Regions from separate parts of the Homo sapiens genome. Here region 2 is linked to region 1. The links are chromatin loops, found by intact Hi-C in ENCODE. Cell type or tissue: B cell. All regions are shown on one strand. Region 1 overlaps COMMD10 (COMM domain containing 10). Region 2 has its middle 8.5 kb from the start of COMMD10.

What was found. A loop is a pair of places that touch in the nucleus more often than their neighbours do. Peaks named below come from ENCODE experiments on the same cell type or tissue, not always from the same donor. Only the 100,000 strongest peaks of a DNase experiment are listed, where the experiment ranks them.
Region 2: a loop joins it to region 1, with 2.1 times the contacts of the local background. A loop is called at or near these places in 4 of 110 quality-filtered maps.

The regions. Positions count from the first base shown.
Region 1 is chr5:116,135,637-116,140,636 of GRCh38, forward strand. All of the region lies in intron 5 of COMMD10 (COMM domain containing 10), which reads left to right. Among named protein-coding and RNA genes, the nearest start is that of COMMD10, 53 kb to the left of the region's middle. RefSeq lists a silencer at 1-18. In B cell, CTCF peaks have their summits at 2,353 and 2,555; a DNase peak (open chromatin) is centred at 2,345.
Region 2 is chr5:116,074,041-116,079,040 of GRCh38, forward strand. No RefSeq gene overlaps it. Among named protein-coding and RNA genes, the nearest start is that of COMMD10, 8.5 kb to the right of the region's middle. RefSeq lists an enhancer at 2,479-2,628. In B cell, no CTCF peak of the experiment used is centred here; DNase peaks (open chromatin) are centred at 1,601 and 2,621; H3K27ac peaks cover 2,042 bases.

The DNA of each region.
Region 1 (5,000 bases):
CATAACTTTATTACACTATGTTGTTGTAGTTGTTCTATTTTATTATTATTGTTGTTAATCTCTTACAGTGCCTAATTTATAAATTAAACTTTATCATAGGTTTGTATATATGGGAAAAAACAGTATATATTGGGTTTAGTACTATCCATGGTTTCAGGCCTCCACTGGGAGTTTTGGAATGCATCCCCCCACAGTGGGCAGGGGGACTACTGTGTGCTCTGCAGTTTAGTGTAGTGTAACCTCAGGCAAATTACTTAATCTTTGATTCTCAGTTTCTTTATCTGTAAAATATAGGTAATAGTATCTATCTACACAATTTTTATGAAGACTAAATACCTAGTATATGTAAAGTGTTTAGTCCAGTGCCCAGTATTACAGCGTGTGCTCAATAAATGCTGGCTACTACCATCATCATCAATAAAACTTTTTTGTTTTTGGCTAAAATAAAGAAATCAATCCATTTGTTTTAATTCAGAGCTCTCACTAAATTTATTTCCTGATGAAGTTATTACCTCTTCCCTTGTTCCTTGCATTCCCTCTCCCTTTTTTCTTGATTATATTTTTCACATGTATCCTTACTGGAAATTAGGAGGGGAAAAAGAGCCTGAAAAGTCCCTTTTGTTTCTTCTGTGAACTGAGTAAGTTATTCCTTTAGGTGTAGGATGATGATCTGGAACTCACTAGCATAGACTGGAGCTATTCCATGAGTGAAAATACATACATACATGCACATTCCAAGTAGCTATATACTTCCTTTGTTTTATTTTTCGTGACTACCTAATGTTAAGTCTGCGTAGCTAAAAGCATTTTGTATGTTGGAAGTGTACTATTTTGACCACATACATTGGATATGCTTTAAGCATCATGAGTTCAGCAATGCTTGTCTTTGGGATTCTCAAGTCCTTCTAGCTTCTTTGTTACATCTTCAAAGTATGCCTATGTGTCTGTTATATTTTTAGGCAGTAGGAATAAAAGAGTAATGCTTCTAGTAAGACAGCCATGTTAATAAGACATTCAGATTATTCAGGAAGATGTGAATATCTAGATGTGAAATCTAACTCATTTGAAATATGAGCTTGAGTACATTTATGTTTTTCTGTGTTTGTATTTTGAGATTTTGGATAGATGCATATATGCACATTGATTAATCTTATAACTTGCAGAGCTAGAGCACCATTTTCATTAACAAATATGCTGAGGAAGAAGAGGAGAAGCACACATACATAAAAGATATTTCTCTTTCATCTTGTATGTAGACTTAAGTGACTTCTTTGTATTGTCTTTCTCTTCTATGGCATTGTACACATTTTGTGCCTGTGTCTTATATCTCCTAAACAATAGACAGACACATAATGAGGTATAGAGCTACCATCACCTAGGCAGAAGCATGCCATCTCCAAGTGTTATGGTGTGCCCTAGCTGTAAAGGAACAGTTAACTACTATACCTCTTTTCCTCAATGAACTGCTGCCTGGAATTACTGCTCTTTCTCTTGTTTACCTTCTCCTTGATTTTATGATTTGGTATTCTATTCTTTGTACTCTTCATCTTATTCCTTATGTTAATTTTTATGTGACTCCTGTTATTAAGGACCACAAACTACTTTTCTTTCAAATATTTACAAATATGAAATGAGAATTCTTCACAGGTTGGAATATTAAGTAAAAAGGAATGAGGGTATAGAGCATGTTTTAAAAAACAAGTTTATTAAAGGAAAGGAAAGCTTTTACAAAAAGGGAGATTAAAAGTTACCACTGCTTAGTTTATGATATAAAGTATCTTAAAGTACAAAACTGTCATACTTATGAAGTTGGTGTTGGTTTAAAACAGGAAGCATTGGGTACAGTTCTCATAAATGTGTATTTTATAGGGTAGTTATCCTGAAAATATACATATATTAAACTACTGGGAGGATTAGAATCACTGTAAATTGTGAGGGATTATTTTGGTTGTATTTACTTTTGAGCTGTTGTACTGAAAACTTACTGTAATTCACTGAAGAGTACGGTTTATAAGGAGCTCCTTATCTTCTTTTTCACTTCTAACATACAAATGAAAAATGCAGCCTGCAGTGAAGTTTTAATTGCTATCACACTGGATAACACTGTTTGACTGTGGTCTCCTTTCTTAGAACACTTCTGTCTCGAGGCTTTCCTGTTTTGCTATTAATTTTATCACAAAAACTAGGTGATTGTAGCTTTCCTGCAGTATTTTGATATGTATTCTAGTTGTTTTTGGTTAATTGTCTTAGTGTTTGTCTACTGTGTTTAGCAAAGTGAGATTATTTTCCTGTTCCACAGATACCTCAAATCGAGTTTTCTGACTTAAAGTTTTTTTCGTTAGGGGGCAGTAGAGTGCTTTGCTTACCTAGCCTTTTCTGGCATTCACAGTGTTATTTGAAATAACATTCAAAATAATTTGTGAAGTCAGTAGTTGAAGGAAATGCTAAGTGTTTACATTTCAAATCTTTATAGAACAATAGAGTTCTCTTATTTATTTCCATAAACAAAATTAATGCTTATTAATCATATACATATAGAACAAATAAATGAAATCATCATGATTTGGCTTTTGAAATTTGTATATGATCATTTGCCAAAATGAAATATATTAAAAGCTTTCTACATTATTGACTTTTTTGTTACATTCTGTCACTTGTATTAATTTCTTCATGAGAAAAAAGAATAAAATAGTCCATAAGATAATTGAATGGCTCTATTAGGTTATGATGTAACTAGTTCTAGGCCCATTGTAGTCAGCTGAAAATTCTTTATTTCTAGAGAGTAATGTCATTTGTAACAAATGTTGATAATTTTGACTGACACCAACACTTTAACTTTGAATATCTTAAAATACTTAAATTTTGCTATTAATCTTAGTACATTTTTTTCCCCAGTAAATTTCCTGTTAAAGACAAACCTGTTTTGTTAATACAGGGATTCCAAATTTTATTTGTGCATCTTTTGAGGAAGGATCCTTGTGTTTCATTTTTTTTTCTTTTACAGTAACTGTGGTAAAATCACCCTGACAGTAGAATTTTTATTTATCTTAATGTTAAATTAGATTATAATCAGATTGCAGAAAGTACTTTATGTAGAAGTAATTATGATTTTGAATGAATTTGGGGCTTCTAATACTAGTTTTCTGACTTAGAGCTCTTCATTCTTATTTCCAAAATATATGACAAATTCTGTTTAGTGTGAGAAAATGGGCAAAAGTTCTTTTTTAAAGTGTTTACTCTGTGCTACACATAGTATCACTTCTTTTTGTGGTTAAAACCTCTCTTCCAGGCATGATTTCTTATTATTCTTATTTTATTGATAAATGGAGACACGGAAGCACAGAGAAGTTAAATAATATTCCCATGTTATACAGATAGTAAACAGTAGACCTAGGATTTGAATCCAGGCAATTTTATTTGAGTTCCAGTTTATCAGTAGGATGCTGTATCACCTTGTTAATTTAATAACTTAGCAGTTGAAATTGTAATATGTGTATATGTTTCAAGGTGTTGAAAGCTGTTGTAAAATGTAAGGTTGTTCATAGGATTATCGTTACATGGACTCTAGATTTAATTTTTCTTTCCCCTTTATTTGACTAAGTTGAAACAATTTTACATTTTTAGTCAATTAGAAACACCATTTATTCTTATGTAGTAAGTAAAGTATAAATGATGTCAGTTCAACAGAGGCTGCCTTTTATTAACAAATATTATTGTAAGGGCTACATGACATCAATGATGTTGATGTGAGCAAATAACTGCATCAGTTAAAAAGAAAAGATGTCCTCAGATCTATTTAGGATAGATTTCTCAGAGAAAAATATGTATGCTATTCAAATCATGAATTCTTGTTATAGAAATTTAAATCTTTTCATCTTAAAGGTGGTGTTAGTATTGACTGATTTGGAATGACCTTCACATTTTTTAGCTACTTATGTGAGTTCGTCTGCATTTTCCTTTTTTTTTTCATTGAAGTATCACGTATCATATCTTTATTAGAATAAATCACACTAAAGCATACTTTCTCACCCTTAATTACACATACAAATGAGATAATTCAACTGATAGGACATAATTCAAATATAAATAAAATCATTCTCTCACATATTTAACATTGTTGAGTGGATTTTAAATTGTATATATTTAAGGTATACGGCATGCTGTTTTGATATAAATATACATAGTAAAATGATTGCTACTATTAAGAAAATTAACCCACCCATCACCTGCCATTATTACCTTTTTTGTGTTTGTGGTTAAAGCACGTAAAATCTATTTTCCTAGCAAAATTTCAGTTTACGATACAATATCATTAATTATAGTCCTGATGCTGTACATCAGATCTCCAGACTTATTTATCCTACATAACTGCAAGTTTATATGCTTTAACCTGCTTCTCCCCATTTTTTCCCTTTCCTTGTCTCTGATAATCTCTGTTCTAATAGGCATTTTTAAAAAATTCCACATATAAGTGAGATCATGCAGTATTTTTCTTTCTACGTCTGGCTTATTTCACTTACCATAATGTCCTCCAGATTCATCCATGTTGTTGCAAATGGCACTATATCCTTTTTCAAGGCTGACTCATACTACTATGTGTGTGTGTGTGTGTGTGTGTGTATGTGTCTGTCTGTATATATGTCTATGCGTATATATATGTACACATATGGACACATACACATACCACAATTTATCCATTGATAGATAGTTACGTTGTTTCCATATCTTGGCTGTTATGAATAATGCTGCAACAAACATGGGGGTGCAGATATCTCTTTAACATACTGGATTCATCTTCTTTGAATATATACCAAGCAGGAGATTCCTGGTAGTTCTAATTTGAATTTTTGGAGGAACCTTCAAACTGTTGTCCTTAATGGCTATACCAATTTACATTTCCACCATCAGTGTACGGGGTTCCCTTTTCTCCACATTCTCACCAGCGTTTGTTGTCTCTTGTCTTTTTGATAATAGTCATTCTAACAGTTGTGAGATAATAT
Region 2 (5,000 bases), 62 kb before region 1:
TCTATAGCCCATGAGCCATATTCAGACTAGAGTTCTCTAGAGTGCCACCTCTGCAAAGTTTTAAAGAGATTATGGAAACATTTGGGGCCTGGCATGGTGGCTCATGCCTGTAATCCCAGCACTTTGGGAGGCTGAGGCGGGCAGATCAAGAGGTCAGGAGATTGAGACCATCCTGGATAACATAGTGAAACCACATCTCTACTAAAAATACAAAAAATTAGCCAGGCGTGGTGGCAGGCACCTGTAGTCCCAGCTACTCAGGAGGCTGAGGCAGGAGAATGGCATGAACCCAGGAGGCGGAGCTTGCAGTGGGTGACAGAGTGAGACTCCAACTCAAAAAAAAAAAAAAAGATTATGGAAACATTTTAAGATGTTATAATCAATTTATTTTTTAAATAATGTATTTCATTTTAATTTTTTAAATTTTGTTGGGACATAGTAGGTATAGATATTTATGGGGCACTGTTGTATTTCTTTAAGAGAATGTTTGATTCATAGCATTTGCTTTGAAAGATAAAGAAATAAGTACTCTTAAAACTTTATTCCACCCAATTTTGTCCATTTAAAAATCAGTTGTCTAAGCTATATGATGATTCTATATTATCAAACATTATAACATTTCTACTTAATTTCATAAATTAACTAAATTTTAGTTTTATATGGATTTAATGTTCACTACATGCCACCGCATCTCTGCTACTGAGTTCTGTATTTTCATTAATCTCTTGGTTGGCTTGTTCTCAACTATTAGTTTTAACAAAAAGAGCCCATGAAAACTATGAATGCAGCCACGCTTAGTAAGATCTGACTTTTGCTTTAATATTGAATAGCATGTTCGCTTTTCTCGACCCTTTGTAGACATTGCTATGAAGAAGTCTGAAAGTTGTTGATTATTTTACTCTTGTAAGTGACATGCTTTTTTCACCATGTCGCTTGAATAAATTTTTCTTTATCCTTGGAATTTGATAATTTTACCAGAATCTGTCCCATAATCATCATATTCTATCAGTTTTTCCAAAAAATAATTTGCTCTTTCATTAGACTGTATATTCAGTTTTTCTGACATTACAGAGAAATGGTCTTCTATTAAATATTTGTTTTGATCATCCTACAGAGGCAAAATGGACTTTGTACACCAAGTTTGGTTAGGTGTTGATATGGTTTGGCTGTGTCCCCACCCACGTCTCACCTTGAATTGTAGCTCCCATAATTCCCTCATGTTGTGGGAGGGACTCACTGGGAGATAATTAAATCATGGGGGCGGTTCCCCCACACTGTTCTTGTGGTGGTGAATAAGCCTCATGAGATCTGCTGGTTTTATAAGGGGAAACCACTTTCACTTGGCTCATTCTTGTCTGCTGCCATATGAGACATGACTTTTGCCTTCTGCCATGATTGTGAGGCCTCCCCAGCCACGTGGAACTATGAGTCCATTAAACCTCCTTCTTTTGTAAATTGCCCAGTCTTGGGTATGTCTTTATCAGCAGTGTGAAAACAGACTGACACAGGTGTCTAGACTGATGATGCCATTCATGCAGCAGGGAGGTATGTAACAAGATTTATTACTTACATAATGAGGTTTTCTGGGGAGAGCAGAGCAGACTCTCAAGCAAAACCAAAAATGGCTTACGACAGCAGGGAAGGCCAATTGGCCTGGGGCTTTATGGTGGTTGGGGGTCGGGCCAGGATGAGGTTTCCCTGTTGCAGTCAGGGGCTTACGTGGCTTGAATTTCTCATCAGTGCCAGAGAAGGAAACAGCTGGGCTTAACACTTTGCCCAGATGTGGGGCAGAAGGGGAAGAGGGAGTAGTGGGGCTTGAAATCTGTCAGCCAACATCAAAAATGGAGTCAGACTCCTTATTATCATATTTGAAAGTATTTTTGTGTCTATTTGTTGGGTTCTTTGCCTTGGAGACAGTAATCTTTAGGTTGGTTTTTGTTATTAGTATCTACTTTGTGTTTGTCTCATTCTTTGCATTCACTCTGAATAGCCCCTCTGCCCTGTCCATAATTCAATTTAAAATTGTGTGCAGTCTTTTCCTTGCAGTTTCTAATTTACATCATAAGAAATGGTGTTTTTAATCCTTTCTTTGATTTCCGTGTTTTACATCTAATTTTGATATTTTGTCAAGTTGTCTTTTAGCTCGTTTCACTGAATTAATTTCCTTCTTAAGTTCTATCTCAAGAAGGATTCAAGTGGAATTTTTGTTTTTTGCATACTCTATACCTTTTATGTATTTTCCTGTAAAATTATTACACAACTGTCATGGCATTTCTTCCTATCCTACTTGTGTTTAGCATGAACAGCTCTGCCCAGACCTCTATTTTCTCTGGTATGTCTTCTTGGTTCTTTTTAATGTGAGATTGATTTGTCTTTCCATCTATGCTAGCTTGATGACTCAATATTCCATTCTACTTTTTAATAAAAGCTTAGGGTTGAGGGTAGCATTTATTAGTGGCTTTAGTTTTTACTTTCTTAGTTCTGAGATTTTGTCAACTGTCTTGTATCAAGATTCACTTGACTGGTATGGGCATGTCCAGTAGCTGAGGGGGTATCCCCCAGGCTTCAGATCAGTCCTCCTTTAATGGTAGAGTCCCGGAACCTCTGATTCTTCCTGAGTCAGCCCTGGTTTTTACTTCCCCATTTCATTCTTTCATTTCCACTTAGTATAGAGAAAGAATCAGAGTGCCTGTGGGTTTCAGCCAGTGTTAACATTAAGGCAGGCAGGGTGAGGGAAGGCTATTTTCACTGTAGCTTCAATGTAATCATCTTTTCCACTGGCTTTTTGTGTGGGTGTCTTATTTTTTATTTTCTCTTTTATCTTCAACTTTCATAGCTTCCTATTCATCATTTGAGATAATTAGATGTATTTTGTTTTTCTGCCTTTTTGCTCTACTTTTTCCCTCACTCAGATACATCAAAAGAGTGACCTCCGGAGCTTCCTCTGGACTCCGCTAGTCCTGCATCAGCCTCAGGCATTTATATTCTCCAGGTATTTTTCATGATTTCTTCTTGGCTGACTATATACCTCCAATTCTGCTCCTCTCCAAGTTTGGGGATATAAAGAGAACGCTCATGGTTTTGTGGAAACCTTCTTTTCCTAGCACAGTTTCAGCAAGTTGGGGACCACCTTTAGGATCCAGCTTAGCTAAGGCAGAAGTTCGGTTTCTTTTCTCGTCAGATCATTTTTCAAGTGTAGTATTAACTTATGCTTGTTTGTTTGTTTGCTGTTAATAAGTTGATTTCTTTTTCCTGTTGTCTATTTATGATGTTTACTTTTTTTAGTTTTTTTTACTAGCTGTGGCGTAAAAGGGAGTCTGTAATCTTGCCTCACTCTGACATGTCCACCGATTCTTTTCAAATGGTGTTCACAGGTGAAAATTACTGAAGAAAGCACTCTGTCTTTCACACATCCTATGTGTAAATATCGGTCCTGTTAATGGCACAGACCTCTGGGAGGCAGGACGGGAAAAACTAGGTGCAAATGAAAATGGACGAGTGATAATTTGAGATGGTCTTCAACTTTTAAGTTTGAGAATACATTAGGAGGGGATCTGTTCATATATTATAAAGTGTATTTTTGCTACATTTTAATAAATATTTCCCTCTCATCCTCTTCCCCACCCTCCATTTGTTTAAGGGTGGGTGAACATAAATATTGTTTTTTATGGGAAAATGTGGCCTACACCCTGGATACTATTCTCTGTTTCTTGCTTCTGTTTTTTTTTTTTTTTTTGAGACACAGTCTCACTCTGGCACCAGGCTGGAGTGCAGTGGCACGATCTCGGCTCACTGCAACCTCCACCTCCCGGATTCAAGTGATTCTCCTGTCTCAGCCTCCTGAGTAGCTGGGACTACAGGTGCGCACCACCATACCCAGCTAATTTTTGTATTTTTAGTAGAGACAGGGTTTCACCATGTTGGCCAGGATGGTCTCAATCTCTTGACCTCGTGATCTGCCCTCCTCGGTCTCCCAAAGTGCTGAGATTACAGGCGTGAGCCACTGCGCCCGGCCATTTCTTGCTTCTTTCTACAGTACAGCCTGTTGTGCAAATATTCAGAGAATAGATTGTGTTCAAGCATTCTTTATTCCCTATGTGTATCACATTAAACAGGAATATTCACATAAGTAACTCATAAATAAAAATATGTAATTTTAAAACTTTATCCCCCTAGGACTCTGGGGAGGCAATGTGAAATGAACAATTACATGTTTACTATCTAGAAGGCTGTTCTTCAGTTCCACTTCAATTGATTCTCTCACACCTATGAGGCAAGTGCTGACTGCAGAGCTAAAAACAGGGCTAGAAACTGCATGTGTGTGATGGTAAGGAGAGGGAGAAGAGCGTGTGCAGTGCGGGGTGGGAAAGAGGAAAACTGGGGCAACAGCGTCTGCAGGTGAACGTGACAAAGCTGTTCAATATGAAGTTTGTGTTTTATAGTCAGTCTGGCAGTCAGACATGGGTAGCAGATAGTTTGAGTCTCCTGCCTTTATACGTCTCTTTGCTAGATGCATTTGATGAACTCAGGATAAGTTGTAGGACTTCAGACTTTCAAAATGTTAAGGAACTGGGTCACATAGTTGGGCAACCCTTTGCCAGAACAATCTGAGGTACATAATAAAATGCCTGCATCCCCCTATTTGAGAATATATATCAAAAAATTACTTAAAAGATCATTTCAGCTGGACTAGGTTTCTGGGGACACTATTCTGGTGGGTGAGTAGGTGTTACTCTTCCTCCAAAGATAATCATTTGCATTTGGGACTGGAATGTCGAAGGATAGATTTGGGTGAGGATCCCTGGTGTCTTCAGAGTTCCTTTAGGGTTGGGGGAAGACTTCTGGGAGAAAAACACCCCAGATCTTGGCTTTACATCACTGGGTGTCAAAAATATAAATCACGCCTGATGGGGGGAGGGCGAGTGTACAGTGGCGCTGTAGGTAGAGGCCACTAAGGAGCCCTTCCAAACAGGACAAAGCTCACACTCAGAGGGAAGTTT